2 separate regions of the Homo sapiens genome follow, and region 2 is linked to region 1. Evidence: chromatin loops called from intact Hi-C (ENCODE). Cell type or tissue: CD4-positive, alpha-beta T cell. All regions are shown on one strand. Each heading gives the region's core, and the rest is flanking DNA. Links, peaks and the distances in the headings are about the cores only. Region 1 has its middle 17 kb from the start of SLC35F6. Region 2 overlaps KIF3C (kinesin family member 3C).

Region 1 (15,610 bases), core at 2,605-10,604:
GCCATGAAGAGGAAGAAGCTATTGAAACACACAAAAAGCAGAAGGAGTCAGACAAACAGGGGCACATATGGAAGGATTCCATTACTCTAAAGTTCCGGAAAACAGAAGCTAATCTAGAGGGGCAGAAAGCAGATGAACAGTTGCCCTGGCCCAGGGGAGGAGGCTGGGATTAAAAAGGTGAGCAGGCCAGGCGCAGTGGCTCACGCCTGTAATCCCAGCACTTTGGGAGGCCGAGGCGGGTGGATTCCTTGAGCCCAGGAGTTCAAGACCAGCTGGGCAACATAGTGAGACCCAATCTCTACTAAATAATCAAAAAAATTAGCCAGGTGTGGTGGCACGCACCTATGGTCCCAGCTACTCAGGAGGCTGAGAAAGGAGGATCACCCGAGCCCAGGAAGTCTAGGCAGCAGTGAGCCATGATTGTGCCACTGCACTCCAGCCTAGATGAGAGTGAGACACTGTCTCAAAAAAAAAAAGTTGAGGGGGCAGGGGGCGGGGAGCAGGAGGGGAGCAAGGGAAGGTTTGGGGCGAAGGATGCATTTGCTCTCTGTTATGGCTTCACATGTATATACATCTGTCAACTTACCAAATTCTGCATTTTAAATATGTGTAGTTTATTTTATGTCAGTTTTATCTCAAAGAAGCTGTTTAGGAAAAAACAAACCATAGAGGCTTTGCACACGGCCCAGCAGATGAGCTAAGCACTCCCACCTACACCCATTTTGTTCTGATGGCCACGGTAGGGGGTGTAAGTCCCCCATGCCTCTTTATGAGAGGGTCAGCGGGGAGGCCATCAATGCTTCTGGTCAACTTCTGCCCACCCCAGACCAGGCCAGCTGTCGGCACAGGTGTCGCTAGTGTCACTCGAAGCTGGACACATATCAGTATATGGATGTAACAAGCAACCATGAGGTCCCCATGGGGTGTTGCTGGCACAAGCCAGACATCAAGCAAAGGTCAATGGGGCAGGAGCTAATCTAAAACACTGTGCCTCTGCCTAGGCAAACAGGGTCTCTCAGGCCCTAGCAGGCTGAGGGTAAATGGAAAATCCCCAGAGCCCATGAAACCCCATTTCTTTGGCTGTTTCTTCGCCTATTAAAATTACTCTCCCATCTTTTTCGAGGAGTCCCAAAGGGTCTCATCCCATCTAAACCACTATGGGGTAACCTCTGCCTAGGCTGGCACGCACACCAGGGTGAGGGACAAGGCGCCATGTGGCCCAATCGTTCTGCCACCTGCCGCTTGGGGCTGGAGCTGCTCAAGGAGACAGGCTCCTCCTCGCCTACAGCTGTCAAGACAGGCGGACCATCCTGCTGCTCAGGCTGCAGAGTCTGCCCCAATGAGCACAGTCCTCAAACCCCACCCACCTACTGTGACACTCCCTCCTGCAACTTCAGAGCATGTTGTCTGGTGCTCCAAACTTTCGTGGTGGGTTTAGTGAAAACGCTTTGGATTTGTACTCACAGCCCCCTCTCTGTGACTTAGCCCTCTCTCCTGAGTGCATGAGGACTGGGCTGTGTGGCAGGAACCATACAAACCTCAGTGCTATGCTCTGCTATGCTTTTATTTCCCTTGTGGTCTGCCTGCTTCCCTTCAGATGAGGCTGGCCAAGAAGCACCACAGACCCTGATGCAAAATTGCCCCTAAAGCACTTCAGCCCGACCAGTCAGGTCTGCATTCCTGGATAAGCCCAATGCTGACCCCATGGGGACCCCCACTCCCTTCTCCAGTACTAGGAGCTGGGCCCCAGGGAGGGACTTGGATAGGACCCGCTCGTGTCTGCCACCATGAGTGTGAGCACAGGGCTGATGGAGCTTTGCAGAGAGAAATGAAGGTCAAGGTGTGTGGGCTGAGTGCCAAGTGAGACAGAGAGGGCTCCAAGGCTGGGGAGGTGTGGACATGGGGCCGGGGCTGGGCCTGACTGAGCCTGGAAGGAATGGTGGGATCTAGCACATGGCAACAGCATTTCAGGTGTAGGAAATTGAGCAAAGGCCCCATAGGGGAATGTTCCCAGAGTGCTGGAGAACAGTGAGAAGAGCCCGGGGATCTCCTTAGGAAGGGGAGGGAGTGGGCTCCATGAGTCCGGGGCTGTGTCCATCTCATTTGTGGTTTTATCTCTGGAGCTTCATGCCATACCTACACTTAATAGGCATCAAAGATGGTTGTGAAAGTGTGGGGAGGAGGGAAGGAGTAAGGAAAGGCAGGGGAGAATGGAAGAGACATTGGAGGCATCCACCAGACAGGATGTTCAGCTCTTAGCTGTTACTCACAGGCAACAGGGAGCCAGCAAAAGTTTCCGAGTGGAGGAAAATTTCATGGAATTTAGAGTTTCTAGAAGATTCACCTGGCATCACTCACTCCTGACAGATGTTCGTAGCCCAATGCCTGCGCTCTGTAAGATCACTCTCTCTACACCAGCCTAGGCAGGGGAACGGCAGGAGGGCACATAGCAAGCCCTTCTCTGTGGGCTGGGAGGGCCCGGGATGCCCCAGCTGTTGCTTCCAGAGCTGAGAACAAGCTACTCCCCTGCCTGGCAGGGAGGCCAAGGAGAGCCTGTGGCACAGCCAAGGGAGAAGATTGTCAAAACACTGTAATGGAATCTTCCGGGCTGTCCTCAGCCTCGCATTTGCACAGCGGCCTCCAACTCAAGAATCAGATGTCCTGATAGTCATGCCAGTGGCCTCGGTGGCCCCAGCAGCCCTGCCTTCAGGGCAGGGAGCAGGAGCCGTGACGGGCAGGAGTGTGCTGAGGCTGGGATGGGCCAGTACCACCTGTCCACCTGGCTCCCTCACCACTTAACAGCTTAGGAGCCTCGGAAGGCCCACAACCCACCCCTAGGACGCCACCTCCCATGGGGTCAGCCCATGGCTGGGAGTGGTTGGGGCTCCAGGATGCTGAGGGCAGATCACTGCCGGGGCCAGGCTGCTGTCAGGCCATCCCAATCCAAGCATCAAAAGTGAACAGCAGCTCCCACTTCCCCCTGCTCTGGGCTGCAAAAATGGACCTCGTAATCGACCATACCAGCACAGTACTTACTTTCTAGTGGACCCTTCCTTCTGTCCACTCTCTGAACCTGTGAGGTGGGCAAGGCAGTCAAAATCGTGCCCACTCTGTGAATGAGGGCTTCATGCTTCCACTAGGCCAGTGGACCTGTCTAAACCCCACGGCTAAAATGCTTAGGAAGGGGGAGCTTCGGCTCCCCAGCCAGCCTCAAAAAGGGCCCTCAAAGCGTGAGGAATGGATCTTCAGTGGAAATGTACAGAGTCTCACAGTGGGACCAAGTATGCCTGCCTTTATAGAAAGGACCTACAGGGACCACCTCTTCCTCCCCTCCATTTGCTAATAAGGAGGATCGATACAGAAAGCTCAGATAAGCTCAGAGTCACACCAGAAAAGTAACAGAGCCAGGCTAAAGCCAAAAAGCCACTCTGATTTGGACAATCATGGAGAGGACTTCTCCCCTTCCTTCTGGTTGGTTCATGGTGAAAAATCTGACCATGGCATTCAGACAAAGCCTCATGTTCATGAGGAGACCCTGAAAGCAGTCAGGAAGTCAGCCGAGGTCCCCAGGGGACACCTGCAGCAGGGCCATGAAGGATGACATGGTTCCCCTTCCCTGCCTCAGTCAGCACAGAGCAGAACAAATCCTCATGCAAGATTTGGCCAGAGCTGGAAGGAGCCCCAGAGGCATCTCAGCCTGCCTCATTTCACCCCTAGGGAAACTGAGGCCTGATAAGGACCCAGGAGGCGGTCATGACCATCTGTACTTTCAGTTGCCATAAGAGACCAACAATCCGGGAGCGATCGGGACAGGTGAGCCAAGGAGGTCCGCAGCAGGGGCAGGGGTATGTGTGGGTACTGTTACAAAGGGCATAGGCCTAGCTCACTACCTCCCCTATTCTCACAGCGCAAGAGACACTCTGAGGCCTGTTGCCCGAGGGGCCTGCGGGCCAAGTTCAGATGATCTAATACAAGGAAGAAAACCACTACCTCTGTTGAGTTTCTATCAGATGCCAGGCAGGAATCACCATGCCCAACTTACAGGTGAGGCCCAAGTGGCTGAGTGACTTGTCTGAGGTCGCCCAGGAGGTAAGGAGCAGAGCTTGGACTGCAAATGCAATGTTCTCCCACTCCACCTCCTTCCCCTCAGACCTAGAGGCCGCCCTGCTACTGCTATTTGCTTTGGGATAGTGTTGCCCTACCTGCCTGCTCAGCCTGCACCCCTGAGGTAGGGCCCTGTGGCCCCTGAGCCAGCTCCCTCCCATCCATGCTCTGGGGTCTTTCCATGTCCTTGTCATCCCCCAGCCCCTGCTGGAGGGCTGAAGCAGCTGGAACTGCTTTTTCCCACCAGGCCTGTCAGGACCAAGTCACCAGACCTACTCTCTCGAGAATCACTGCGTAATGGCCACTGGGAATCTGCATTTTAACAGGAAAGTTCTGGAAGCACTGTTTTGGAGAAATAAAGACTGGGATCTGCTGCTCTCAGGAAAGACTTTAGTTCTGTTTTTGAGGAAGGAAAACCAATTTCCACTCTATTCCACTAGGGCCAAAGCCAGCTGATATGCCCCCTTGATGGAATTAACAAGGAGCCTCTTCCAGGAGGTACAACCTCATGTGGTGGGCAAAGAGCCCCTTTCCGTGGGGGGATAAAAAGATTTCCCTTCCTATAAGCACATAGTTCCAAGATTCCTTCAGCTGAGAAAGTGAGGAAGAAGTGCAGAGGCCTGAGGCAGACACTCCTCCCACTTGGTCACTTTCACTCCGGAGAAGAGTGTCCCACTGCAGCATTTATCCTGCCGGCACCCCTCCCCACTAACACCAATCTCTGCTCTGGAGAAAAGGTCGCTTTGCCCGGAGTCGCTAAAAATCACACATTAACAGCCCTAGTGGTTTCCAGCAGTTTCAATGCTGGCTTCAGCCAGAAATGTCTTAAAAAGGCCACCCGCTCTTTTTAATCCATAGCATTTATATTTTATAACATTTAAACAGAACCATTTTAAGGCAAAGATACATAGGACTTTCCTCACATGTCCACATAAAAAGGAAAAACCAGGAGATATCTATTAGGTTGGTGCAAAAGTAATTGCGGTGTTTGCCGTACATTAGACAACTAGGGAATTCTTTCTGAGCCCAGCAATGATCAGCTCCTACAGAGTACCGCTGCCTCACACGGGGGATCTCCCTCCTCCAAGAAGCCCTCGTGCCTACCCTCTGGGCTAGGAGCCTGGATATCAAGCCCCAAGAAAAGGTGTCCTCTGTAGAGGCAGCTTCCCCGTTACCCATAGACATAACAGCTACATTTACTGAGCTTTCTAATGTTTCAAGAACAAACACTATTAAAAGAATGACAATCAATATCACAGGTGACAGAATTACCCCATTTTACAGATGGGAACAAGCTCAGAGAGGTCAACAGACCTGCCCGCCCCTGATTCCACAGCCCATGCCCTTCATGGCTCTCTGCCCCAGCCAAGGCCTCCCCAGCTCACAGGGAGGCTGAAACCTCCTGCCAGCCTGCAGTCTTGCCAGCCTCTTACGCTAGGCCACCCTGCCCTCCTGGTTGAGGGCACTTGACTGTGTCCTCCACCATCTGACTCCTGGAGAAACTCAGCCCTCAGCACCTCTTTTTGTTTTATGCAGCTCCCTGAATCACACCCTTTTTGATGCTTTCTTTTTTTTTTTTAATAGAGATGGGGGTGCCAGGTGGGGTGGTTCATGCCTGTAATCTCAGAATTTTGGGAGGCGGAGGCGGGTGGATCACTTGAGGTCAGGAGTTTGAGACCAGCCTGGCCAACGTGGTGAAACCCCGTCTCTACTAAAAATACAAAAAAAAAATTAGCCGGGCATGGTGGCACAGGCCTGTAATCCCAGCTACCTGGGAGGCTTAGACAGGAGAATCCCTTGAACCCGGGAGGCAGAGGTTGCAGTGAGCCGGGATTGCACCACTGCACTCCAGCCTGGGCAAGGAGCAACACTTCGTCTCTAAATAAATAAATAGAGATAAGGGACTTGCTATATCACCCAGGCTGGTCTCTAACTCCTGGGCTCAAGCAATCCCCCTACCTCGGCCTCCCAAAGTGCTGGGATTACAGAAGTGACCTTTTTGATACTTTCAATATTAAAATTCCCTCCAGTGACACCCATCATTTGTAAAAGCTGGATGGGCCCAGCCTCATCTCACTTTGGAAGCAGGGTCAGAGCGCCATCTGGTGGCTGTCTAGTGAGCCTTGTATTGGCTGAGCAGCAGAATCAGAGCCTGAGATCTGGAAGGCCCCTAGGAGTCAGGTGGTCCAGCAGAGGTTCAGAGATGGGAAGTAACCCACCTAAAGGCACATGGCAAATTAGAATCCATCTCCAGGACCATAACCCAGCGTTTGGGCAATAAGACTGTGCTTTTCGAATTCCCCTGGTGTTTCGGAGAAGCTGCATATCTGGAGCCATATCTGATAGTTGTGAAGTGCAAGTAGAGACAGTCCTATTCTCAAGGTGCACCATCTTCCTGGCGTGGCATCCTTTATTCTGCTTATCATTTTGAATAGGTCAATTTACACATGGTATAAAATTCAAAAGGCACAAAAAGGATATGCAGTGAAAAGTGAGTCTCTCACACCCTAGCCCTCTACCACACAATTATCACTTTCCACATCTCCACCCAGAGATTTTCTCTATATTTACAAGTATAAAATATACATATATTTTAGCTTTTACATAAATAGTAGCATATCATACGCAAGGATTTTTCTTTTCTTTTTTTTTTTTAGACAGGATCTCACTCTGTCACCCAGCCTGGAGTGCATTGTAGTGGTGTGATCTTGGCTTACTGCAACCTCCAACTCCCAGGCTCAAGTAATCCTCTCACCTCAGCCTCCCAAGTAGCTGGGACTAAAAGTGCATGCCAGTATACCTGGCTAAATTTTGTGTTTTTTTGTAGAGACAGGATCTTGCCATGTTGCCTAGGCTGGTCTCGAACTCCTGCATTCAAGCGATCTGCCCACCGTGACTTCCCAAAGTGCTAGGATTACTGGCGTGAGCCACTGTGCCCGACCTTACATGGGGCTCTTAACAACACATCTTGGAGATCATTGTCCATCGCACATGAAGAGCATCGTCATTCCTTTGTAAAGCAATACTGTATTCCCTGCATGGCAGTACATGGAGGCGCCATAACGTATTTAACTACTCTTCTTTAGATGGAAATGTGGGTGGTTCCCAATTCATTGCTATGAAAAACACGTAGGGAAAACATGTTAGAATAAATTCCTGGAAGTGGAATTGCTACAATTATCAGTTTTCATTTTGGTCTCACAGACCAGAAAACCCAACATAATAAAAGTTTAATTATGTAAGGCCTCATTATCTCATAGCAAACAAGCCTAGAAGACAGTTCATGGGCACATGGTAGCTCCAGGCTGGGAGAAAGGATATGAATATGTTAACTGTATAGATATTACCAAATCGCCCTTCTCAGAGGCTGAACTGTCTTGATTTCCACCATCAGTGTACAGCGTTTCCTTACAGTCAGACCAAGAGCACATTATCATACTTTGTTTGAAATTTCCCAGCTGAACAGGTGAAAATGATACTCATTGGACTTTTATATCACTTTTGCAGGTTCAACCTCCCAGACTCAAGCAATCCTCCCACCTCAGACTCCCAAGTAGCTGGGACTACAGATACATGCCACCACACCCAGCTAATTTTGTTGATTTTTTTGTAGAGATACCCTTCTCACTTTGTTGCCTAAACTGGTCTCCTGGGCCCAAGCAATACTCCCATCTAAGCCTCCCAAAGTGCTAGGATTACAGGCATGAGCCACCATGCTCGGTCTTATATTTTTTTCTCTCTCTGTTTTTTTTTTTTCACAGGGTCTCACTTAGTTGCCCCAGCTGGAATGCAGTGGTGCAGTCTTAGCTTACTGCTGCCTCTGTCTCTTGGGTTCAAGTGATTCTCTTGCCTCAGCCTCCCTAGTAGCTAGCACTGCAGGTGTGTGTCGCCACACCCGGCTAATGTATTTCTCTTATTATGAGCACTGTTGAGCATCTTTCCTGGGCCTAAGAGGTACTTCTTTCCCCATGGATTGTCTCGTTATATTCATTGTCCATCTTGCTTTTGTGTTTTTGGCCTTGTTTGTATTGATTTTTTGTTAACAGCTTTATTAAGATACAGTCCACATACCATAAAATTCACCCATATGAAATGTACAATTCAGTGGTTTTAGTATGTTTACAGGGCTGTGCAACTGTCATCACAATCTAATTTTAGAACATTTTGTCTCCCTTTCAAAAGAAATCCAGTACCCATTAGCAATCACCCCCACCATGCATATACCATACACCTCCATGCCTCCCCCACCAAACACCCCCACACCTAAGCAATCACTAATCAACTCTCTGTCTCCATAGTTTTGCCTATTCTGAACATTTCATATAAATGGAATTATACAATATGTGGTCATTTGTGGCTGGCTTCTTTCACTTCACATAATGGCTTCAAGGTTCATCTGGCCGGGCAAAGTGGCTCATGCCTGTCATCCTAGCACTTTGGGAGGTTGAGGCAGGCAGGGCCTGAGCTCAGGAGTTACCAGCCTGGGCAACCCGGTGAAACCCCATCTCTACTAAAATGCAAAAAATTAGCTGGGCATGGCAGCATGCGCCTGTAGTCCCAGCTACTCAGGAGGCTAGGGGAAGAGAACTGCTTGAACCCGAAGGTGGAGGTTGCGGTGAGCCAAAATCGTGCCACTGCATTCCATCCTGGGCAGCAGAGCAAGACGCCATTTCCAAATAAATAAATAAATAAATAAATAAATAAAGTTTCATCTATGTTGTACCATGTATCAGTACTTCATTCTTTTTTATTGTTGCATGATGTTCCATTGTATGGCTACGCCATACAGACTTCTTCATATGTCAAGGAAATTCGACCTGTGTCTGTGGTGTGAACTGCAAATATTTTTCACAGATTGTCATATATCTTTTATTTATGCTTTTTTCCCCATGCAAGTTTTTTTTATCACACGCAGAAGACCTTTCCTACTCCAGAACTATTATAATGTCTTCAAAATGGCTCTTCCACATTCCTTTCTAGAGATTTCACAATTTAATTTTTTTATTCCAGTCACATCTTTTATCCAGCTGGAATTTATTTTGGTGTAAGGTAAAAGGTGGGAATCTAAACTTTTTTTTTTCCTTGAGACAGAGTCTTGCTCTGTCGCCCAAGCTGGAGTGCAGTGGCACAAACTCGGCTCACTGCAACCTCCGCCTCCCAGGTTCAAGCATCTCTCCTGCCTCAGCCTCCCGAGGAACTGGAATAGCTGGGACTACAGGCGCATGCCACCATGCCCAGCTAATTTTTGTATTTTAATAGAGATGGGGTTTCACTATGTTGTCCAGGCTGGTCTTGAACTCCTGACCTCAGGCCATCTGCCTGCCTCGGCCTCCCAAAGTGCTGGGATTACAGGCATGAGCCACCGCACCCAGCCTCTAAGCTTATTTTTCACAGATATCTACCCAGTTGTCCCAATAACATTTAAACAATCCCCACTGATTTGAAATGCCACATTTGTATTGTATTTATTAAATTTCTGCTTGTGTTAGGGTGCATTTCTGGACTTCCTATTCTTTCACGGTTACTCATCTGTCCATGGACCAGTACCACAACATAAAGATCTATAATGCTTAACTTTATATAATGGAAAATTTCAAATATGCAAAAAATTGGAGGACATAGTACAGTGAGCCTCCATGTACACATAGCTCAGCTTTAACAATCACTGGCCGGGCATGGTGGCTCATGCCTGTAACCCCAGCACTTTGGGAGGCCAAAGCAGGCAGATCATCTGAGGTGGGGAGTTTGAGACCAGCCTGGCCAACATGGTGAAACCCCGTCTCTACTGAAAATACAAAATTAGCTGAGTGTGGTGGCACGCGCCTGTAATCCCAGCTGCTTGGGAGGCTGAGTCAGGAGAATTGCTTGAACCCAGGAGGTAGAGGTTGCAGTGAGACTAGATCACGCCACTGCACTCCAGCCTGGGCATCAGAGCAAGACTACATCTAAAAAAAAAAAAAAAAAAAGGCAGAAAAACAACAAAAAAACCAATCATCAACTTTCTGCCATTTATGTCTTCTAAGGGCTTTTTTTCCCCTCTCTATTTTTGTGGGGAAAAGAGAGATCAGATTGTTACTGTGTCTGCGTAGAAAGAAGTAGACATAAGAGACTCCATTTTGTTCTGTACTAAGAAAAATTCTTCTGCCTTGAGATACTGTTAATCTGTAACCCTACCCCCAACCCTGTGCTCCCTGAGACATGTGCTGTGTCAACTCAGGGTTAAATGGATTAAGGGCTCTGCAGGATGTGCTTTGTTAAACAAATGCTTGAAGGCTGCATGCTTGTTAAGAGTCATCACCACTCCCTAACTTCCAATACCCAGAGACACGGTACACTGCTGAAGGCCGCAGGGACCTCTGCCTAGGAAAGCCAGGTATTGTCCAAGGTTTCTCTCCTTGTGATAGTCTGAAATATGGCCTCGTGGGAAGGGAAAGACCTGACCGTCCCCCAGCCCCACACCCGTAAAGGGTCTGTGCTGAGGAGGATTAGTAAAAGAGGAAGGAAGGCCTCTTTGCAGTTGAGATAAGAGGAAGGCATCTGTCTCCTGCTCGTCCCTGGGCAATGGAATATCTCAGTGTAAAGCCCGATTGTATATTCCATCTACTGAGATAGGGGAAAACCGCCTTAGGGCTGGAGGTGGGACATGCTGGCAGCAATACTGCTCTTTAAGGCATTGAGATGTTTATGTATATGCACATCAAAAGCACAGCACTTTTTTCTTTACCTTGTTTATGATGCAGAGACATTTGTTCACATGTTTACCTTCTGACCTTCTCTCCACTATTATCCTATTGTCCTGCCACGTCCCCCTCTCTGGGAAACGCCCAATAATGATCAATAAATACTAAGGGAACTCAGAGGCCGGGGCCGGCGCGGGTCCTCCATATGCTGAGCGCCGGTCTCCTGGGCCCATTTTTCTTTCTCTGTGTCTCTTTCTTTTTTGTCTCTCATTTTTTTGTCTCATTTTTTGTCTCTGTGTCTCTTTCTTTTCTAAGTCTCTCGTTTCACCTAACGAGAAACGCCCACAGGTGTGGAGGGGCAACCCATCCTTTCAATTTTCTTCTTTCATTCTTACTTTCTTTTTTTTTTTTTTTTTTTTTTTGAGACATGCTATCACTTTGTTGCCCAGGCTGGAGTGCCAGGGTCTCACTCTGTCACCTAGGATCATGCTTAACTGAGGCCTCAACCTCCCCAGGCTCTGGTGATTCTCCCACCTCAGCCTCCCAAGTAACTGGGACTACAGATCCGTGCCACCATGCCCGGCTAATCTTTGTTTTGCTTTTGTAGAGATGGGGTTTTGCCATGTTGCCCAGGCTGGTCTGGAACTCCTGGACTCAAGCGATCTTCCCACCTAAGCCTCCTGAAGTGCTAGGATTTCAGACATGAGCTCTGTGCCTGGTCTAGAGGATTTTAAAGCAAATAATTTCACCTATAATCAGTTCACTCTCTAACAGCTAAGGACTTTTTTCAAAAACTGTAATCACGATACCTCATCACAACTGTGGTAAGAAGAATGATGGCCTCCTGAAGATGCCCACGCCTTAATTCCCAAAGCCCAGGAATAAGTTGCCTAATGTGATGAAAGGGACTTTTCAGATATAGATCTTAAGATGGGCAGAGTATTCGGGATAACCCAGGTAGTGCCAATGTAATCACAAAGGTTCTGTGGAGGCAAGAGGGTCAGAGTCAGAGGAGATGTGACTAGAGAAGCAAAGGTCAGAGTGATGTGGGGCCAGCAGCCAAGGAATGCAGGCGGCCTCTTGAAGCTGGAAAAGGCAGGGAAATGGATGCTCCCCTAGGGCCTCCAGAAGAAGCACAGTTCAGCCAATACATTGATGTTAGTCCAGTGACTGAATTTCAGACTTCTACCCACCAGAATTGTATGATAATAAGTTTCTGTTGCTGGAAGTCACTCACTCTGTTTGTGGTAATTATAGCAGCAACAGGAAGCTAATACAACCAATAAAACTAGCGAGAGAACTTGTTCTATAGATCATTTTTACTTTCTCCCAAAAGTTCAAAAAAATCTTTTTTTTTTTTGTGAGGTGGGGGTCTCACTCTACTGCCCAGGCTGGAGTACAGTGGCACGATCATGGCTCACTGCAGCCTCAACCTCTCCAGGCTCAGGTGATCCTCCCACCTCAGCCTGGGACTACAGGCACGTGCCACCATGCCCAGCTAATTTTTTATCTTTTGTAGAGATGGGGTTTCACCACGTTGCCCAGGCTGGTTTGGAACTCCTGGACTCAAGTGATCCTCCTGCCTCGGCCTCCCAAAGTGCTAGGATTACAGACGTGAGCCATCACGCCTGGCCAAAAATATCTTTTTACAGTTCATTGGTTCATAAGTTGTATTACTTTAAATGTAATTAAGCATTTGTAGGGCCAGTGAATTTTTTTATTACTATCAGGTTTAAACTAGTTCATATAAATCTAAGCCAAATAAATAAATACAGGGAGTTGACTAGCTCACAGTCATTTGCTATTGACCTGAGCAAGTCACCTTCTTTCTGGGCCTGGGTTTTCTATTCTGAAAAGCGGGGGGTTGGATAAGAAGTTATGTCAGGGGCAATCCACGCCTGGGCTTCATGAGACCTGGGAATACCCTGAAACTGTATGCAAAAGAGGAAAGTGTTCTCAATCTGTCTGTGCTCCGAATTTTCTAGATGTGTGTTAAATACAGGGCTGGGTGCAGTGGCTCACATCTGTAATCCCAGCACTTTGTGAGGCCAAAGGACAAGGATCATTTGAGCTCAGGAGTTCAAGACCAGCTTGGGCAACATAGCAACACCCTGTCTCTATTTTTTTAAAAATAACACATTTTTTAAAAAATTAAAAAAAGAGAATGGTGTTAAATACAGGAACCTAGGCTTCCCTAGGGTGAAGGCCATGTCCAAGGGGGCTGGTATCAATTTAGAGATGTAACTGAGTCAGAGGGAGAAAATATCGTAAGCTTAGTCAACAGCATATTAGAAAGGAAAATGTGCCTGAGATGCACTAATTCAATTAGCTGTTGTCATAGTCACTGTCTCTGAGCAAGGGCTCTGAGCTGGATGCCAGACCAGCAGGGTGCCAGACTGAGAAATGAAATGCAGGATACATATCTAATTTGAATTTTAGACAAATAATGAATCATTTTTTACTCTAAGCGTAACTGTAATAGGTTAATTGCCTGACACTCCTGTCAAATCAATACACCCAGACACGGGGTTGCAGCAGAGAAAGAGGTTTAATACAGGTCCACTGAGAAGACAGGGAGGAAACTTCAAATCTATCTCCCCAGGGAGTCAGGGGCTGGGGGTTTTTTGTTGTTTGTTTTTTGTTTTTTTTGAGACAGGGTCTCTCTCTGTTACCCAGGCTGGAGTGCAGTGGCGCAAAAATGGCTCGCTGGAGCTCGACCTCCTGGGCTCAAACAATCCTCTGCCTCAGCCTCCCATACAGCTAGTATCACAGGCGTGTGCCCATGCCTGGTTAAAATTTTTTTTTTTTTAATAGAGACAGGGTCTCACTTTGTTGCCTAGACTGGTCTCCTGGGCTCAAGCAATCCTCCCACCTTGGCCTCCCAAAGTGCTGGGATTTCAGGTGTAAGCCACTTCGCCTGGCCTGGGGCTAGGGTTTTTAAGGGTTTTGGAGAGGGCTGAAGTGGGGAGATCGTTGATTAGGCAAAGAGTGCATGAAGTCATGGGACAAGGAAATGAAGAAACTATTCTTATGTTGCTTTCATTCCTCTGTGGAGGTCTTCAAACTGGTTGGCATCAGCTGTTTCACTGGAATTCAGGGACCTGAAAAACATCTTAAGCAATTCTTAAACAAAACCCTTATGATTCTTTTTTTTTTTTTTTTTGAGATGGTCTCACTCTGTTGCCCAGGCTGGAGTGCAGTGGCACAATCATGGCTCACTATAGCTTCAACCTCCCCAGGCTCAGGTGATGCTCCTACCTTAGCCTCCCGAATAGCTAGGACTATAGGCACAAATCCACCACACCTGGCTATTTTTTGTATTTTTTGTAGAGACGGGGTTTTGTCACGTTGGCCAGGTTGGTCACTGAGTTCAAACGATCCACCTGCCTCAGCCTCCCAAAATGCTGGGATCACAGGCCCAGCCAAGCCTTATGATTCTAATGTCAGAGATCCAATCTAAAGGAACAATGGGGATTCAAGTGGTCAGTATCTAGTGCTATGCGACTTTCTGTTACAAGGAAGTGGGTGAAAGTGCAGCCTCATTATGCTTAATTATAACTATATTTCTGTCCAAGATTCTTGTTAAGCCTGTGAGGACAGCTTCATAAGTATGTCCTAAACACTAGGGACATACTCATACTACAAAGTGACTCATTGCTTATCTGAAATCAAATTTACCTGGGAGTTTCTGTTTTATCTGAATCTGACTTGATCCTGCTCTTAGAGGACCAAGCTTCCAGAATCTAATGACCACCTCAAAATTAGTGATCAGGGCTGGTCGTGGTGGCTCACACCTGTAATCCCAACACTTCAGGGGGCCGAAGCGGGTAGATCACCTGAGGTCAGGAGTTCGAGACCAGCCTAGCCAACATGGTGAAACTGCATCTCTACTAAAAAGACAAAAATTAGCCAGGCATGGTGGCAGTCACCTGTAGTCCCAGCTACTCGGGAGGCTGAGGCAGGATAATTGCTTGAACCTGGGAGGCAGAGGTTGTAGTGAGCCGAGTTCGTATCACTGCACTCCAATCTGGGTAACAGAGTGAGACCTTGTTTCAAAAAAAAAAAGATTAGTGATCAGCACTGATGGGGGTGAGAGGTGGGAGCGGGGAGGTGGGTAGAGACCAAAGGAGATGATAAGAAAGAAAACAGAGGCCAGATGTAGTGGCTCATGCCTGTAATCCTAGCACTTTGAGAGGCCAAGACCTTGAGGTCAGGAGTTTGAGACCAGCATGGCCAACATGATGATGAAACCCTGTCTTTACTACAAATCCAAAAGTTAGCCAGGCTTGGTGGTGCACGCGTGTAATCCCAGCTACTTGGGAGGCTAAGGCAGGAGAATTGCTTGAACCCAGGAGGTGGAGGTTGCAGTAAGTCGAGATTGTGCCACTGTACTCCAGCCTGGGTGATAGAGAAAGACTCCATCTAAAAAAAAAAATTAAATTAAAAAAGAAAGAAAAAAGAGAAGGTTTGAGAATGACTTTAGGAGGGCCTGCAGCTAGAAGGAGCAGGTGAGTTATAATCTGATCATCTCTGGTCACCATAGAAACCAGCTGTAAATTCAGCCAGAATGAGCTGATGAGCTCCAATATCTATGCCTCTCTGCCAGTGTAGACAGTCCACACTCCCTTCCTCCAAGATCTAGTCTTGTCAGACCTGCTTCCAGCCGGAATCCACCCCAGTCCTCTTCCTCTCAAGCCTCTTGTTCCTCTTTCTAGCCACAGTTCCAGGTGACTGCCCATCAATACCAACCCCGCTGGGAGAGACAGGCAGCAAGATACCCAGTCCTTGCCCAGGAGGAAGTCACATTCTAGCCAGGGAGTAGACTA
Region 2 (15,610 bases), core at 4,257-12,256, 800 kb before region 1:
CTTTCTAATGGGACAGCATGACTTCAGGTAATTTCTTACAAACAATGTTTTTTCCTCTCACTTCGAGCAGCTCTTAGTGTTCTCATCCCCAGAATACCACAGGCCGAAATAAAGCAAAATATTCCACACTTGAGTTGAGCAAATGGAACAACGCCCTAATTAGTTAAATATGCTTTGGAGAGAAATAACTTTTCTGTTTGTTTTTTAGCCCTAATTAAGTGATGCGGCAAGTGGTGGGATCCAATGCTGAAGAAAGGACCTTTTCTCTGGGGAGTGGAGAAGTTTGCTTCACAGCTGCAGCCTCAGACCCCATGGTTCCTGAAATGAGGAAAGCTGCCTTGTTCAAGGACCTCCCTGCCCTCAACCTTCTGTGGTGAAATGAGGGACATGGGGCAGATGACCTCAGAGATCCAGGCCAGCAGCTCCCTGCCCCCTACTGTGCCCCACCAGACTCTCTCTGCTAAGTCAGAATCACAACTGGGATTTCAATTACCGTGGAATTGTTTTTACTTTATTCTAACCATCTTATCTTGGCTTTAAAAAGAGTAATTTTAAAAACTTGTTTCATATAAAAAATCCTAGAACTGGCCGGGCACGGTGGCTCACGCCTGTAATACTAGCATTTTGGGAGGCCGAGGTGGGCGGATCACCTGAGGTCGGGAGTTCGAGACCAGCCTGACCAACAGGCTGGAGATGGAGAGTAGAGATGGAGAAACCCCGTCTCTACTAAAATTACAAAATTTGCCAGGCGTGGTGGCACATGCCTGTAATCCCAGCTACTCGGGAGGCGGAGGCAAGAGAATCACTTGAACCTGGGAGGCAGAGGTAGGGGTGAGCCAAGATTGCGCAATTGCACTTTAGCATGGGCAACAACAGCAAAATTCTATCTAAAAAAAAAAAAAATCCTAGAACCATTTTTTACTTGCCTTTTCTATTTTTGTATTTTTTAAAGTTCTGAAATAAATATTAAATACTGCAAATTGCAGTCATCAGACATAGCAAAGTGGACAGTGACAAAAAAATGAAAAAGAAAAAGAAAAGAATATATTCATGATTACCTGATATTTCTTTCTTTCTTTTTTTTTTCATAGATATGTAATCTTGCTCTGTGGCCCAGGCTGGAGTGCAATGGCATGATCTCGGCTCACTGCAACTTCTGTCTCCCAGGTTCAAGCAATTCCCCTGCCTCAGCCTCCCAAGTAGCTGGGATTACAGGTGTGATCCACCGTGCACAGCTACCTGATATTTCTTAATAACTGTTTTAAAGTAATTTATTTCTTGGAATTCTTTATTATATTAGAGCATTCTGTAATTACTGTTCATATAATTTGTATTTAAGTGTAGTAGAGAACATTGGTAAATCATAATTGCCTTTTTTTTTTTTTTTTTGAGACAGGGTCTCACTCTGTTGACCAGGCCAGGTGGAGTGAAGTGGTATAATCACAGCTCAGTGAAGCCTCAACCTCCTAGGTTCAAGCAATCCTCCCACCTCAGCCTCCCAAGTAGCTGGGAGTACAGGCATGTGCTAATGCCTGGCTAACTTTTTGTATTTTTTTGTAGAGATGGGGCCTCGCTATGTTGCCCAGGCTGGTTTCAAATGCCTAGGCTCAAGCCATCTACCTGCTTCAGTCTCCTAAAGTGCTGGGATTACAGGCATGAGCCACTGTACCCAGCCTATAATTGCCTTTTACCCTACCCAGATGTATTTGCATATTTTCTTCACATATGTTGTACTTGGTCTTTATTCTGAACAGGTACAAACATATTCTGCATAAAATAGCATGGTTAAGTTATGAATATACTTAACCATAATTTCGGAAAACCTTGTAAATCTATTTATAGCTTTAAATTTTCAATATAAGAATTTCAGGGAGGCCGGGCACTGTGGCTCACGCCTGTAATCCCAGCACTTTGGGAGGCTGAGGTGAGTGGATCACCTGAGGTCAGGAGTTCAAGATCAGCCTGGCCAACATGGCGAAACCCCGCCTCTTCTAAAAATGCAAAAATTAGCCAGGCGTGGTGGCGGGCACCTGTAATCCCAGCTACTCAGGAGGCTGAGGCAGGAGAATCACTTGAACCCGGGAGGTGGAGGTTGCAGTGAACCGAGATCACACCATTGCACTCCAGCTTGGGCAACAAGAGCAAAACTCTATCTCAAAAAAAAAAAAAATTTAAGGGAACACTGTCCAATTGGTATTCATTTAGAAGAGTTGCCAACACAAACTTACAAATGCAAAGTGGAAGCAACTATATGCAGATTTAAATTAATGGGCATAATGAGTGTGTGTTAGGACTAATTCTTTGCAAAGAATCTTGGAAAAGAAAACACTATAAAAGCTGCTCTACTTTATAGTCTGGTAGTTAAAAATCCTGTCCTTTCACAGCTGCAGCCTGGGTTCAATAATTCTTGGTCTGGGTAGTCCCTTTACAAAGGATAAAACTAAGGCCAGGTTCGGTGGCTCAAGCCTGTAATCCCAGCTACTTAGGAGGCTGAGGCATGAGAATTGCTTGAACCCAGGAGGCGGAGGGTGCAGTGAGCCAAGATAGTGTCACCGCACTCCAGCCTGGGTGACAGAGTGAGAATATCTCAAAAAAAAAAAAAAAAAAAAAAAAGAATAAAATTTAAGGCCAGTTGCATGCAGTGGCTCCTGCCTGTAATCCCAGCACTTTGGGAAGCTGAGGTGGGAGGATTAGCGTGAAGCCAGGAGTTCAAGACCAGCCCAGGCAACACAGCGAGCTATCATGGTGCCAGTGCACCGCAGCCTGGGTGACAGACGAGACTCCATCTCAACAACAACAGCAAAATAATACAACTTAACACTATGGAGGTAAATTTAAAGCAAATAGTTTTTGGATGTGCACGGTGGCTCACGCCTGTAAATCCTAGCACTTTGGAAGGCCGAGGTAGGAAGATCACTTGAGGTCAGGAGTTCAAAACCAGCCTAGCCAACATGGCGAAACTCCGTCTCTACCAAAAATACAAACAAATTAGCCGGGCATGGTGGTGGGTGCCTGTAATCCCAGCTACTCAGGAGGCTGAGGCAGGAGAATTGCTTCAGCCTGGGAGGCAGAGGTTGCAGTGAGCTGAGATCATGCCACTGCACTACAGTCTGGGTGACATAGCGAGATTCCGTATCAAAAAATAAATAAAATAAAATAAAATAAATAAAAATAAAGCAAATAGCTTCTGAGGAAAAATCAGAGTTTTCCAGGTTTCCACTGGCAAAGAACTGACTCTCTTTTCACAACTTTCCCTGCTCAAGGACAGTGGGAAGAATCACAGAGAGGAAAGGTGGGGGCCAGGTGAGGTGGCTTGTGCCTATAATCCCAGCACTTTGGGAGGCCAAGGTGGGCGGATCACTTGAGATCAGGAGTTCGAGACCAGCCTGGCCAACATGGTAAAACCCCATCTCTACTAAAAATATAAAAATTAGGCCGGGCATGGTGGCTCACGCCTGTAATCCCAGCATTTTGGTGGGCGAGGTGGGCAGATCACGAGGTCAGGAGTTCGAGACCATCCTGGCCAACATGGTGAAACCCAGTCCCTACTAAAAATACAAAAATTAGCTGGGCGTGGAGGCACATGCCTGTAATCCCGGTTACTCAGGAGGCTGAGGCAGTAGAATCACTTGAACCCGGGAGGCGGAGGTTGCAGTGAGCCAAGATCGCGCCACTGCACTCCAGCCTGACGACAGAGCTAGACTCCATCTCAAAAACAAAAACAAAAACTTGGCTGGGTGTCGTGGTGTGCACCTGTAATCCTAGCTACTCGGGAGGCTGAAGCTAGAGAATTACATGAGTCTGGGAGGTGGAGGTTGCAGTGAGCCGAGATCGCGCCACTGCACTCTAGCCTGGGGACAGAGCGAGACTCCATCTCAAAAAAAAAAAGAAAGAAGGCTGGGCGCAGTGGCTCACGCCTGTATCCCAGCACTTCGGGAGGCCGAGGTAGGCGGATCACCTGAGATCAGGAGTTCAAGACCAGCCTGGCCAACATGGTGAAACCCTGTCTCTACTAAAAATACAAAAAAATTTAACCAAGTGTGGTAGTGGGCGCCTGTAATCCCAGCTACTGGGGAGGCTGAGGCAGGAGAATTGCTTGAATCCGGGAGGTGGAGGTTGAAATGAGCCGAGATTGTGCCATTGCACTCCAGCCTGGGCAACAAGAGCAGAGAGCATTAGAATCCTTTAATAAAGAGCACAAACTTGCCTTTAAAGCAGAAGATCAGGGTAAAAAAGACAATGGGCTAGAAATTGGCAACATTTACACAATAAAGAAAGATCTGTATTCTAGCAAGCTTCTTTCTTTTTAAAAAGTTACTACAGGGGCCCGACGCAGTGGCTTGTGCCTGTAATCCCAGCACTTTGGGAGGCCGGGGCGGGCAGATCACGAGGTCAGGAGATCAAGACCATCCTGGCTAACATGGTGAAACCCTGTCTTTACTAAAACTACAAAAAATTAGCCGGGTGTGGTGGCAGGCACCTGTAGTCCCAGCTACTCGGGAGGCTGAGGCAGGAGAATGGCGTGAACCCGGGAGGTGGAGCTTGCAGTGAGCTGAGATAGCGCCACTGCACTCCAGCCTGGGTGACAGAGCGAGACTGCCTCAAAAAAAAAAAAAGTTATTATAGGTATTACTGTAAAAATTAATTAAAGTATGCTGTTTTAAGGTAGCTATTTTAATTTTTAAAATCTGTGAATGGTTTTTTTCAGCATATACAAACCATTTTAACCCTCAAAAGGAGAAAAGTTTATGTATAAAAAAAGAAAAGATGGTGGAAAGTTCAAATCCAATTGTTAGTAAACACTACTACTAGCTAGGTGGAATTTTCATTCTTTCTATGTTTATTTAAATTTTCCATAATGAAAACATTGTTTGCAATTGAAGTAAGGGTTACTTAAAAGGAAGAAAGTAAATTAAAAAAAAATTTTAGAGATGAAGTCTCATTCTGTCGCCCAGGCTAGAGTACAGTGGCATGATCCTAGCTTACAATAGCCTGGGCTCAAGCAATCTTTCTGCCTCAGCCACCAGAGTAGCTGGGATTACAGGCATGAACACCTGGTGGAAGAAAGCAAACTTTTAAAAAACATTTAAGAAAAAATGAGCTGGCCATGGTGGCGACTGCCTGCTGGTTCAAGCTACTTGGGAGGCTGAGTGGGAGGATCACTTGAGCCCAGGAGGTCAAGGCTGCAGTGAGCTGTGATCACACCACTGCACTCTAGCCTGAGTGCAGACAGAGATAGACTCTGTCTCAAAAATAATACAAATAAATAAATAACATAAATAAGGAGGGGAAGTCCAGGCTGGGTGGGGTGGCTCATGCCTGTGATCCCAACCCTGGGAGGCAGTAGGAGGGGGATCGCTTAAGCCCCGGACCTCACGACCAGCCTAGGCAACAAAGTGAGACCCTGTCTCTACAAAAGATAAAAAATTTAGCTGGTGTGGTGGTGCATGCCTGTGGCCCCAGCTACTCAGAAGGCTGAGGCAGGAGGATCACTTGAGCCCAGGAGCCCGAAGCTGCAGTGAGTTATATACTCCAGCCTGGGTGACAGAGTGAGACTCAAGAAAAAAGAAAGCAAGAAAGCAAGCAAGGAAGTAAGGAAGAAAATAAAGAAAGGGAGAAAGAGAAAGAAAGAAAGAGAAAGAGAAAGAGAGAAAGAGAGAGAGAAAGAGAAAGAGAGAAAGAGAAAGAGAGAAAGAGAGAGAGAAAGAAAGAAAGGAAGGAAAGAAGGAAGGAAGGAAGGGAAAGAAAGAAGAAAGGGAAGGAATGAAGGGAGGGAGGGAGGGAGGGAAGGAAATTCATAATCATTATGCAGAAAGCTCATTCGAACTTCAGGTAAAGCACCTGCCACACTTTGAGTCTGGATCATGTGCTTGAGGCAGTCAAGTCAAAATTGCAGAGTGTTTTGAGAAATGAATAAATTCCTCTGAAGCAAGAAACTGCTAAACTCAAGTCAAAATCCCTTCTCAGTTCCACATTAAAGGAGACCAAAGAGTCATGACAATTAAATGAAATGCATGACTGCAGGTGGGGAGGGAGGGAAATCATCATAAAGGACATTGGCAAATTTTAATATTGCCTATATAATAATATTGTGACAATACAAAATTTCCTGAGTTTGATCATTGCACTGTGGAACACGAATGTTCTCATTTTTCGGAAGTACAGGTAAAAGGTCAAAATGTCTGCAACTTAATCTCAAGTGGTTGGGGGAAAGTTAAAGCAAGATATGGCAAAATGTTAATAATCTGGTGAAGGGTATACGAGAATTCTTTATACTATTCTTGCAATTCTTGTTTTCAAAATAAAAAGCTGACGTGGCCAGGCGCAGTGGCTCACGCCTGTAATCCTAGAACTTTGAGAGGACAAGGCAGGCAGATCGCTTCAGCCCAGGAGCTCGAGATCAGCCTGGGTAACATGGCAAAACCCTGTCTCTACAAAAAATACCAAAAAAAAAGAAAAAAAAATTAGCTGGGAGGAGGACCACATGAGCCTGGGGAGGCTGAGGTTGCAGTGAGCTGTGATTACACCACTGCACTCCAGCCAGGGTGACAGAGTGAGACCCTGTCTCAAACAACAACAACAACAAAAGTTAATGCACACCTTCTCAAAGCCTCTCCCATCCCACAACTAGTTGAGCACATTGGTGGCACTACTACATCCAATGTAAAGAAATTCCTTCACCTGCAAACTTTAAACTCAAGAACTTTTCTAAGGACTGGTGCAGTGGCTCATGCCTATAATTCCAGCATTTTGGGAGGCTGAGGCAGGTGGATCACTTGAGCTCAGGAGTTCAAGACCAGCCTGGCCAACATGGTGAAACCCCGTCTCTACTAAAAATACAAAAAATTAGCCAGGCGTGGTAGCATGCACCTGCAATCCCAGCTACTGGGGAGGCTGAGGCTCGAGAATCGTTTGAACCCAGGAAGCGGAGGTTGCAGTGAGCCAAGATCACACCACTGCACTCCAGCCTGGGCGAAAGAGCAAGTTTCACTGCAACCTCTGCCTCCTGGGTTCAAGTGATTCTCTTGCCTCAGCTTCCCCAGGAGCTGAGACTGCAGGTGCATGCCACCACACCCGGCTAATTTTTTGTATTTTTAGTAGAGACGGGGTTTCACCACGTTGGCCAGGCTGGTCTCAAACTCCTGACGCCAAGTGATCCACCCGCCTCGGCCTCCCAAAATGCTGGGATTACAGGATTACAGGCATGAGCCACCATGCCCAGCAGAAAGACCTTTTCTTTTCTTTTCTTTTTTTTTTTTGAGACGGAGTCTTGCTCTTGTTGCCCAGGCTGGAGCGCAATGGAGTGATCTTGGCTCACTGCAACCTCCACCTCCCGAGTTCAAGAGATTCTCCTGCCTCAGCCTCCCTAGTAGCTAGGATTACAGGCGCCTGCCACCACGCCCAGCTAATTTTTTTTTGTATTTTTAGTAGAGATGGGGTTTCACTATGTTGGTCAGGCTGGTCTCAAATTCCTGACCTCAGGCCATCCACCTGCCTCAGCCTCCCAAAGTGCTGAGATTACAGACTTGAGCCACCACGCCCAGCTAGAAAGAACTTTTCTAAGCATAAGATAACCCTTCAGAGTGAAGCCTCGCCAGCATCCAACTCCAGCAAATGTCATTGGAGCAGTGGTTTTCTAGCCTGGCTTCAAATGCAGAATCACAAAACCTAAGACCTGGGACCCTTTAAATCAGACTCTCTGCAGGTATTCTAGCTCCAGCCAGGGTGGAAAACCTCTATGACAGCTGATGTACTATTGAGAATCTCTACCTAGATTGGAAAGGTGGATTGTAGGTGCAAAGTAATACCATTGAAAAGTCCTCTATTCACGTGCTTGCCACTTACAAACTTATGTGGTATCACCTTAAGTAAAATCAGCCTTTAAGAAAGATCAAATAGGCATCTAAGCTATAGTTGTTAAAAAAAAAAAAAAGAAGAAGAAAAGAAAAGGAAGAAAGGAAAAAAAAAATAACCAAGTAGGCATCTGATGCTTCAGTGAGAAGCTGTAGACCTCTTGCTAGCTTCCCATCCCAGATTTAGGGAGACTCTTGCCCTATTTTAACATTAATATTCTAGAGAGAGCAAATAATCTCCAGGAAGGTGCATTGGTGTCCAGCCTCCTAAGCACCTCTCTCTATATATTTGCAATTAAGGGCCCATGGTTCAGCCGGGCAAGGCCTCACTCTGTTGGGATGTTCTTCATGGCCACCAGCAGAGGGAGCCACACACCCAGCCAATGGCCGCAGCTGCACCCAAGGACTAGGACATGGAAACAGGTGGAAATGCTGAAATCACCCGGATGAGCGAGCGCACTGAGATTGGATCACAGCTCTATCACATCATGATCTGATTACTTATTTCCCACTGGACTGTGAGCTCGGACCATGTCTAATTTATCTTCTGTCTCCTGAGTCTTGCACAGCATCCGGCACACAGTAGCGCTTGGCAAATATTAACTGTGGTTGCTATTTCGGGCATCTGACAAATGAATATTCACCAGACCTGGCCAGATGTTAGCATTCGCTAGGATTGTCAAGAGGCTGAGATGCTCTTCCTCCCTCCCGAGATCCCTCACAAGGTATTTTCTGCATCCCAGGCCAATGAGACACTTTTTTTCCCAGAACACCCTTCCATCATAGAGACCCCTACAATTAGATCCTGAGAAATTCATCCCCCATCGGCATCCTCCCCATCTTTTCCCCAATCCACAAAACATCTGTCTCCCTGCAGGCAAGGCCTCAGGCCCCTCACCAGCCCCGACCTGGAGTGGACCCACAAGTCCCCCAGCCCAGACAGCTGGGTTAGAGACTCACACGCCGGCTGGCACCAGTGGCTGGAACTTCCACTGCTCCTCCTCACAGTCCAGGAAAAGCCGGTTCATGATCTTGTTCTTCTCCTCCGGCGGGATGAAGTTCTCGATGATTAGGTACCTGGGAGCAGGAATGAAGGAGTGATGGGAAAATGGGTGAGCGAGAGACCACGTGGTGCATGTGAGGGTTGAAGGATTAGAAGCAACAAGCCAAGAGGCAGAGGGGGCTGGGCACGGTGGCTCACGCCTGTAATCCCAGCACTTTGGGAGACCAAGGCGGGCGGATCACGAGGTCAGGAGATCAAGACCATCCTGGCTAACACAGTGAAACACCATTTCCGTCTCTACTAAAAATACAAAAAAAAATTAGCTGGGCGTGGTGGTGGGTGCCTGTAGTCCCAAGCTACTCAGGAGGCTGAGGCAGGAGAATGGCATGAACCTGGGAGGCAGAGCTTGCAGTAAGCTTAGATCACACCACTGCACTCCAGCCTGGGCGACAGAGTGAGACTCCGTCTCAAAAAAAAATAAGTTAATTAATTATTTATTTATTTTAAAAAAAGAGGCAGAGGCAATGTGGAGGTGGGGAAAATCAAGAAGTTAAGGGGAAAGGATCCCTACAGAAATACTGCAGCTTGAAAAATCACTGCTTCTAACAGGTACACAAAATTAGAAAAATGAATAAATACTTTTATTTGATAGCACAATAGGGTGACTATAGTCAATAACTTAATTGTATATATATGTGTGTGTGTGTGTGTGTGTGTGTATATATATATATATTTTTTTTTTTTTGAGACAGTTTTGCACTTGTTGCTCAGGCTGGAGTGCAATGGCACGATCTCAGCTCACTGCAACCTCCACCTCCTGGGTTCAAGTGATTCTCCTGCCTCAGCCTCCTGAGTAGCTGGGATTACAGGCACATGCCACCATGCCTGGCTAATTTTTGTATTTTTAGTAGAGATGGGGTTTCACCACGTTGGCCAGGCTGGTCTCAAACTCCCGACCTCAGGTGATCCACCTGCCTCAGCCTCCCAAAGTGCTGGGATTACAGGTATAAGCCAGCAAATTGTATATTTTAAAATAACTTAAAGAGTGTAACTGGATTATTGTAACTTGAAGGATAAATGTTTGAGGGGATGGATACCCCATTCTCCATGATGTGCTTAGTTCACATTGCACACCTGTATCAAAACATCTCATGTGGCCAGGCGAGGTGGCTCATGCCTGTAATCCCAGCCCTTTGGGAGGCCGAGGAGGACGGATCACCTGAGGTCAGGAGTTTGAGACCACCCTGGCCAACATGGCGAAACTCCATCTCTACTAAAAATGCAAACATTAGTCAGGTGTGGTGGTGGGCGCCTGTAGTCCCAGCTACTCAGGAGGCTGAGGCAGGAGGACCGCTTGAACTTGGGAGGTGGAGGCTGCAGTGAGCCAAGACTGCACCACTGCACTCCAGGGTGGATGATAGAGCAATATTCCATCTCCAAAAAAAAAAAATCTAATGTATCCCATCAATATTAATATATGCAACTACTATATACACACATTTTTTAAAATAATTTTTAAAACAAATTTAAAAATAATTTTTTTTTTTGAGACAGAGTCTTGCTCTGTCGCCCAGGCTGGAGTGCAGTGGCTCCATCTCAGCTCACTGCAAGCTCTGCCTCCCAGGTTCACACCATTCTCCTGCCTCAGCCTCCCAAGTAGCTGGGACTACAGGCGCCCGCCACCACTCTCGGCTAATTTTTTATATTTTTAGTAGAGGCGGAGTTTCTCCGTGTTAGCCAGGATAGTCTCGATCTCCTGACCTCGTGATCCACCTGCCTCAGCCTCCCAAAGTGCTGGGATTACAGGCATGAGCCACTGCGCCCGGCCTTTTTTGTTTTTGTTTTTTTTTTTTTTTTGAGACGTTGTCTCGCTCTGTCGCCCAGGCTGGATTGCAGTGGCATGATCTCGGCTCACTGCCACCTCCACCTCCCAGGTTCAAGCAATTCTGCCTCAGCCTCCTGAGTAGCTGGGATTACAAGTGCGCGCCACCATGCCCGGCTAATTTTTGTATTTTTAGTAGAGATGGGGTTTCACCATGTTGATCAGGCTGGTCTCAAACTCCTGACCTCAGGTGATCCACCTGCCTCGGCTCCCAAAGTGCTGGGATTACAGGCATGAGCCACTGCGCCCGGCCCTAAAAATAATTTTTAAAAAATTTAAAATCACTGATTCTTATGCAAAGATGGTAGCCTCAGGGCCTTCGGAGTTACTTTTGGCCAGCACCTAGCGTCCATTTTGAGGGGTTCATCAAATACAGGCAGAGGAGGTAGAAGAAACTCCAGCACGTGGGCCCATCCCTCAGCCCTCAGACGCATTTTATTCCTAAAGGACTCATGGGAGAGGAGACAGTCAGGATGAGGCCTTAGGGGAGGAGAGGCCTGAGTAATGATGGCTGGCTGTGGGGACCCGGGATGAAAAGAGCTGCGGGCCCTACTTGAGCTTGAGTTCGCGGGTCTGCTCGTTCTGCGCCTCCTCCAGGTCCTGCCGCACGCGGATATACTCATCATGCTGGTCCTGGATCTCCGCCTTCACCGCCTGCAGCTTGGCGTAGAGCTGGGTGGGGACAGGTGCCACTCAGAGGCTGCTTGGTGTGGCAACGAGGCCCCAGTCACCCAGCCTGGGCCGCAGGGCTGCAGGCTCAGAGTCTACCGACTCAGCCCAGGATGAGGCTGCGGGTCCTTTTCTGAACTCCCCGCTGTGCCCAACCCACCACGAATTGGGCTGGGCTATTTAAAGTGGTGCCCCGCCCTCCTTCACTGAGGCCTGTGACCATTGTCTGCTCTTTCTCAGCTGCTATCAGCATCGTGGAATGTTCAAACGGGAGGGGACCCCAGGGACCTTTTGGTCCAATACCCTCCTTTCATAGATGAGGAAGCCAGGCACAGACTTGCTCAAGGTCACACAACCAGCCAATAGAAGAGCCGGAACTAGGACCCGGGGCTTATTTGGAGACCCAGCTCAGGAAGCAGGAAGCCTGAACGAGTTTGGAAGGTGACCCCTCCCACTCCAGTCTCTTCAGGGGCTCTCAAAAGTGGGGTGTGGAGGTAGCATGGCCATCCTGCTCCTCTCCAAAGCCACTGAGGGCTGGGTCCGTGGTAACTGCCACAGTGGCAGTGCCTCTGCCAGGCCTGCCCCTGGGCAGCCACATCACCCACCCCGAAGGGCCTCCAGGTTTTTCCCAGAATCCAAGCTAGAGCTTTGCTGCTTCCTGCCCTAGACCCCCCTCACATGTACATGTCTTTCCCTTGCCACGGGCTTTGCAGGGTTCTGGTGAGCGGCTATTCTCATCCCTTGACATGTCCTTGAGGGCCTTACACTCCCCACCTGAGCTTCCCGGGGTTCCAGTCTCCTCCTCAGCCTCTCTGTATTCCCCTGGCCCTGCTCCAGGCCCAGCTATCCCAACTGTGACTCACTGGTGACACTGAACGGGGTAATCACCCAGGACCATGAAGATGGTAACGCTGGATACTGCAAGTGACAGAGTTTGCAGCCTGTCATAGCCCACCCTGGCCCAGGAGAAAAGGCTCTACTCCACCCCCAGCCCCCGCCTCCTGCCTCCCCCTGTTGCTCACCCCCGAGGCCAAGCCATGTCACTCAGGGGTTCAGCAGTTCCAGCCAAATGGGGAGGAGTCCCTGAAGCACACATCCCTTGGGCAGAGACTGCTGGGCCTCCAGCACACCTTAACCGGTCCTGCTGCAGCGTCTCACCTTCTTGAGTTTCTTGGTTTTGACCTCCACCTCCTGCTGCAGGGATGTGTAGGTGCCCCGGAGCTCCATAGTCTCCTCGTCCCGGAGCATCATCTCCTGCTGCATCTCCCGCTCACGACGTTTCTAGGCCAAGGACGGGCAGTGTGGCTCAAAGGAGCAGTGCATACTCGGGAGGGCCAGGAAAGCTCAGGGGACTGGCTCACTCTGCCTGTCTCGGGACCTGGCTTCACCATGGCCCATGGCCCACATCCACTGCTCCCACCCAATCCTGCAGAGCCCCTGGGAACCCTCCTCTCAGTTCCCAGGGCCATGCCTTTGCCAGGCTCTGCCCCATGTGGATGGAGACCCCAGCCCCTAAGAGCTGGCCTACTCCAGAGGCGTTAGTCACACAGATGGAGGCACATCACACTGCCTTCCAAGCTGCCTCACCCTCTCCCCAAGTAGTATAATGGTTGATTGGTAAGACCAACAAACTGTGGCTCTTGATGATTTAGGGAAACAGTCATACAGTTGGCAAAGAACTCACACCACCTTGTGGAAGGCCCAGGAATTAGTACCAGGTGGCTTGTGGAGGCTGATGTTATGGAGAGCTATCACGTCCTCTCGCCCACCAGCTAGCAGTGCCCCTGCCAAAGGGAAGACCCTGGGCTAGTAGACCTGTGGGACCCAGGGTGGCATGTCTGAGATTCTCAGCACTGTAATTCCAGAGATCCAGAGTCCACCATGGTTTACGGCCCTGCACCTCCCAGACATGAGCTGCAGGCCACACTCTCCAAGGGGACCTGGCACCTGGAGGCCCTACCTGCTCGGCAATCTCCTGCCTCTTCAGTTCCAACATCTTCTGCTGTTCGTTGGTGTGATCCATGATGTTCCTGCCCCCGATGAGGAGCTTGCTCTCCATGGCCTGGGGACACAGAGGGGTTGGGAGGTGGGCTTTGCAAAGGGTCCACAACATTGCTAGCTGGAGAGATTTTGCTTCCCTGCTCTGTGGTCCTTCTGGGAGTGGACACCAGATGTGTCCCAGATGGGGCCTTGTGGCTTTCAGGGAGAATGGAGTTTTCCCCTCTAGTGTCTCAGGTCCCAGCACAAGGCTCTTATTGTCAGCAGGAACACTAGGGAGGCACAGAGGGTGCCCCTCGGGGAATCTAGGGCAACTGGTCTGTTTGCTTTGGGTACACAGGAAAGGTTGGTCCACCAGGGCTAGGAGGAGGATGGGGGTGGCAACCTAATCCTGGCAACCAGGACCCAGCTGGTGTTGAGGATTGGGAAAGATAAGATACAGTCACCAGGTAGCCCAGCCTTTAGCTAACTGGCTTCCAACTCAGGAAGACAGCTCTCAACACAGGCAGCAGGAAAGGGTCTAAATCTTCAGCTGATGTGGAAAGCAGAAGAAAAGCCAAAGGGAGCAGACTGCACAGCAAGAAGGAACAGCACGGGCCCAGCACAGCAGGAGCTTTGGAGAGGGCCGGGAAGACTTGGTTCTACCCACTTACCTCGAGGCTTTGGGCAAATTAATCCCTTCAGGTCTGTCATCTACAATATTGGAACACCGCCTATGTTCCAGGATGGCTGGCAAACATTTGTGGAGCGCTAAGTATCTATTAGATGCTGAGCTAAGCCTTTAACACCATGGTTTCCATCCCCCCCTAAGAGGGACTATTCTCCTCCGCATTTAATAAATGAAGACATTGAGAATGACCAGCCTAAGGCCATGCAGCTATTGAGTAGCAAAGAGGAGAGATTTGAACCTCGTACCCCCAGTCTCACTCTGTGAAAGCCCCTAGTCAGTGCTTTGGAATCTGAAGCTGAAATAATGTCAGATTTGTGTAAACTGTGACTACATAAAATGTATTTTCAAGAGGGTGCTGTCGGCAGCCTTTCAAAACCTATTCTGGTTTGGGGGGGTGCCCGATTTGAAATTTTAGAAAATGAAAATAAAATAAGAAGAAGGTGCTGTCCCAGGGTACCCAGTTGTCCTCTGGCTTCATCACGGGCCTCCTGGAAGGTTGAAATCACCTTGAACCAGTGGAAAAAGCTGGCTGCTTCTCCACTGGAATTTTTCCCAGTGGAAACAGCTGACCTACCTGAGGGATCTCAAAGCAGGGGGTGCTGTCAGACTTGGGGAGCAGGAGACCACCTGTAAGAGCCACATCATTGGGAACACAGCCAGACAGGGGTTAACAGTGGCTTTTGGGAGGTCAAGGAATGGGCTGTGTGAGGCTTTGTCACCCAAAGACGCTGAGCAAGTTGGGCCCGCCAGAGAGGCACGAGCTTCATTCCAGCCCCACACAGCCTCAGAGGCCAAGGCAGGAGGAAGAGGCCTTGAGCCCTGGAGGCTGTCCATGCTGCCACACTGCAGCCGCCTGCGCTCCTGGTTAATGATCTCCCCTCTTACCGCATTGCCTTGCCACAGACCTAAACCCATCCTAGGCTCCTCCTTCACACTCCAGGTCAGCATTTGCAGGACCATGAGAGGGAAGAATCCCTTACACTGCATCCTCAGCGACTCACCTGCCTCGCCTCATCCCTGCCCTGCCTCTCATCCGTTGCATCTGGCCAGTGAGTCAAGGCCATCAAATCTGCTCCTCAGTGCGGCTCCCACCACCCCCCATTTTTCATTCTCACTGCTACCTGCTGGCTTCATTGCAGCCCCCACAACTCTCCTGGACCACTGCTGTGGTCTCCCCACTGCCTCAGTGTCCCCTTCCACCCCTCTGCCACATGACACCCAGGCAGATCCACTAAAAACACAACCCTGGGCTGGGGACGGTGGCTCATGCCCGTAATCCCAGCACTTTGGGAAGTTGAGGTGGGCGGATCATCTGAGGTCAGGAGTTCGATACCAGCCTGGCCAAAATGGAGAAACCCCAGCTCTACTAAAAAGACAAAAATTAGCTGGGTGTGGTGGCGTGCACCTGTAGTCCTAGATACTCAGGAGGCTGAGGCAGGAGAATCGGTTGAACTAGGGAGGCAGAGGCTGCAGTGAGCCGAGATCACGCCACTGCACTCCAGCCTGGGTGCCAGAGTGAGACTTCATCACAAAAA

What was found. A loop is a pair of places that touch in the nucleus more often than their neighbours do. Peaks named below come from ENCODE experiments on the same cell type or tissue, not always from the same donor. Only the 100,000 strongest peaks of a DNase experiment are listed, where the experiment ranks them.
Region 2: a loop joins it to region 1, with 6 times the contacts of the local background. A loop is called at or near these places in 4 of 110 quality-filtered maps.

What each region holds. Positions count from the first base shown.
Region 1 is chr2:26,739,714-26,755,323 of GRCh38, forward strand. No RefSeq gene overlaps it. Among named protein-coding and RNA genes, the nearest start is that of SLC35F6, 17 kb to the right of the region's middle. RefSeq lists enhancers at 2,738-3,243, 10,332-11,079, 13,324-14,071, 14,072-14,819, 14,820-15,567. In CD4-positive, alpha-beta T cell, for the core only: CTCF peaks have their summits at 6,202 (motif pointing left) and 6,401; a DNase peak (open chromatin) is centred at 6,198.
Region 2 is chr2:25,942,976-25,958,585 of GRCh38, forward strand. It overlaps KIF3C (kinesin family member 3C), which reads right to left. Exons shown (of 8, transcript NM_002254.8): 2 at 13,368-13,469; 3 at 12,566-12,688; 4 at 11,292-11,410; 5 at 8,814-8,930. Among named protein-coding and RNA genes, the nearest start is that of KIF3C, 32 kb to the right of the region's middle. In CD4-positive, alpha-beta T cell, for the core only: CTCF peaks have their summits at 8,223 (motif pointing right) and 8,422; a DNase peak (open chromatin) is centred at 8,216.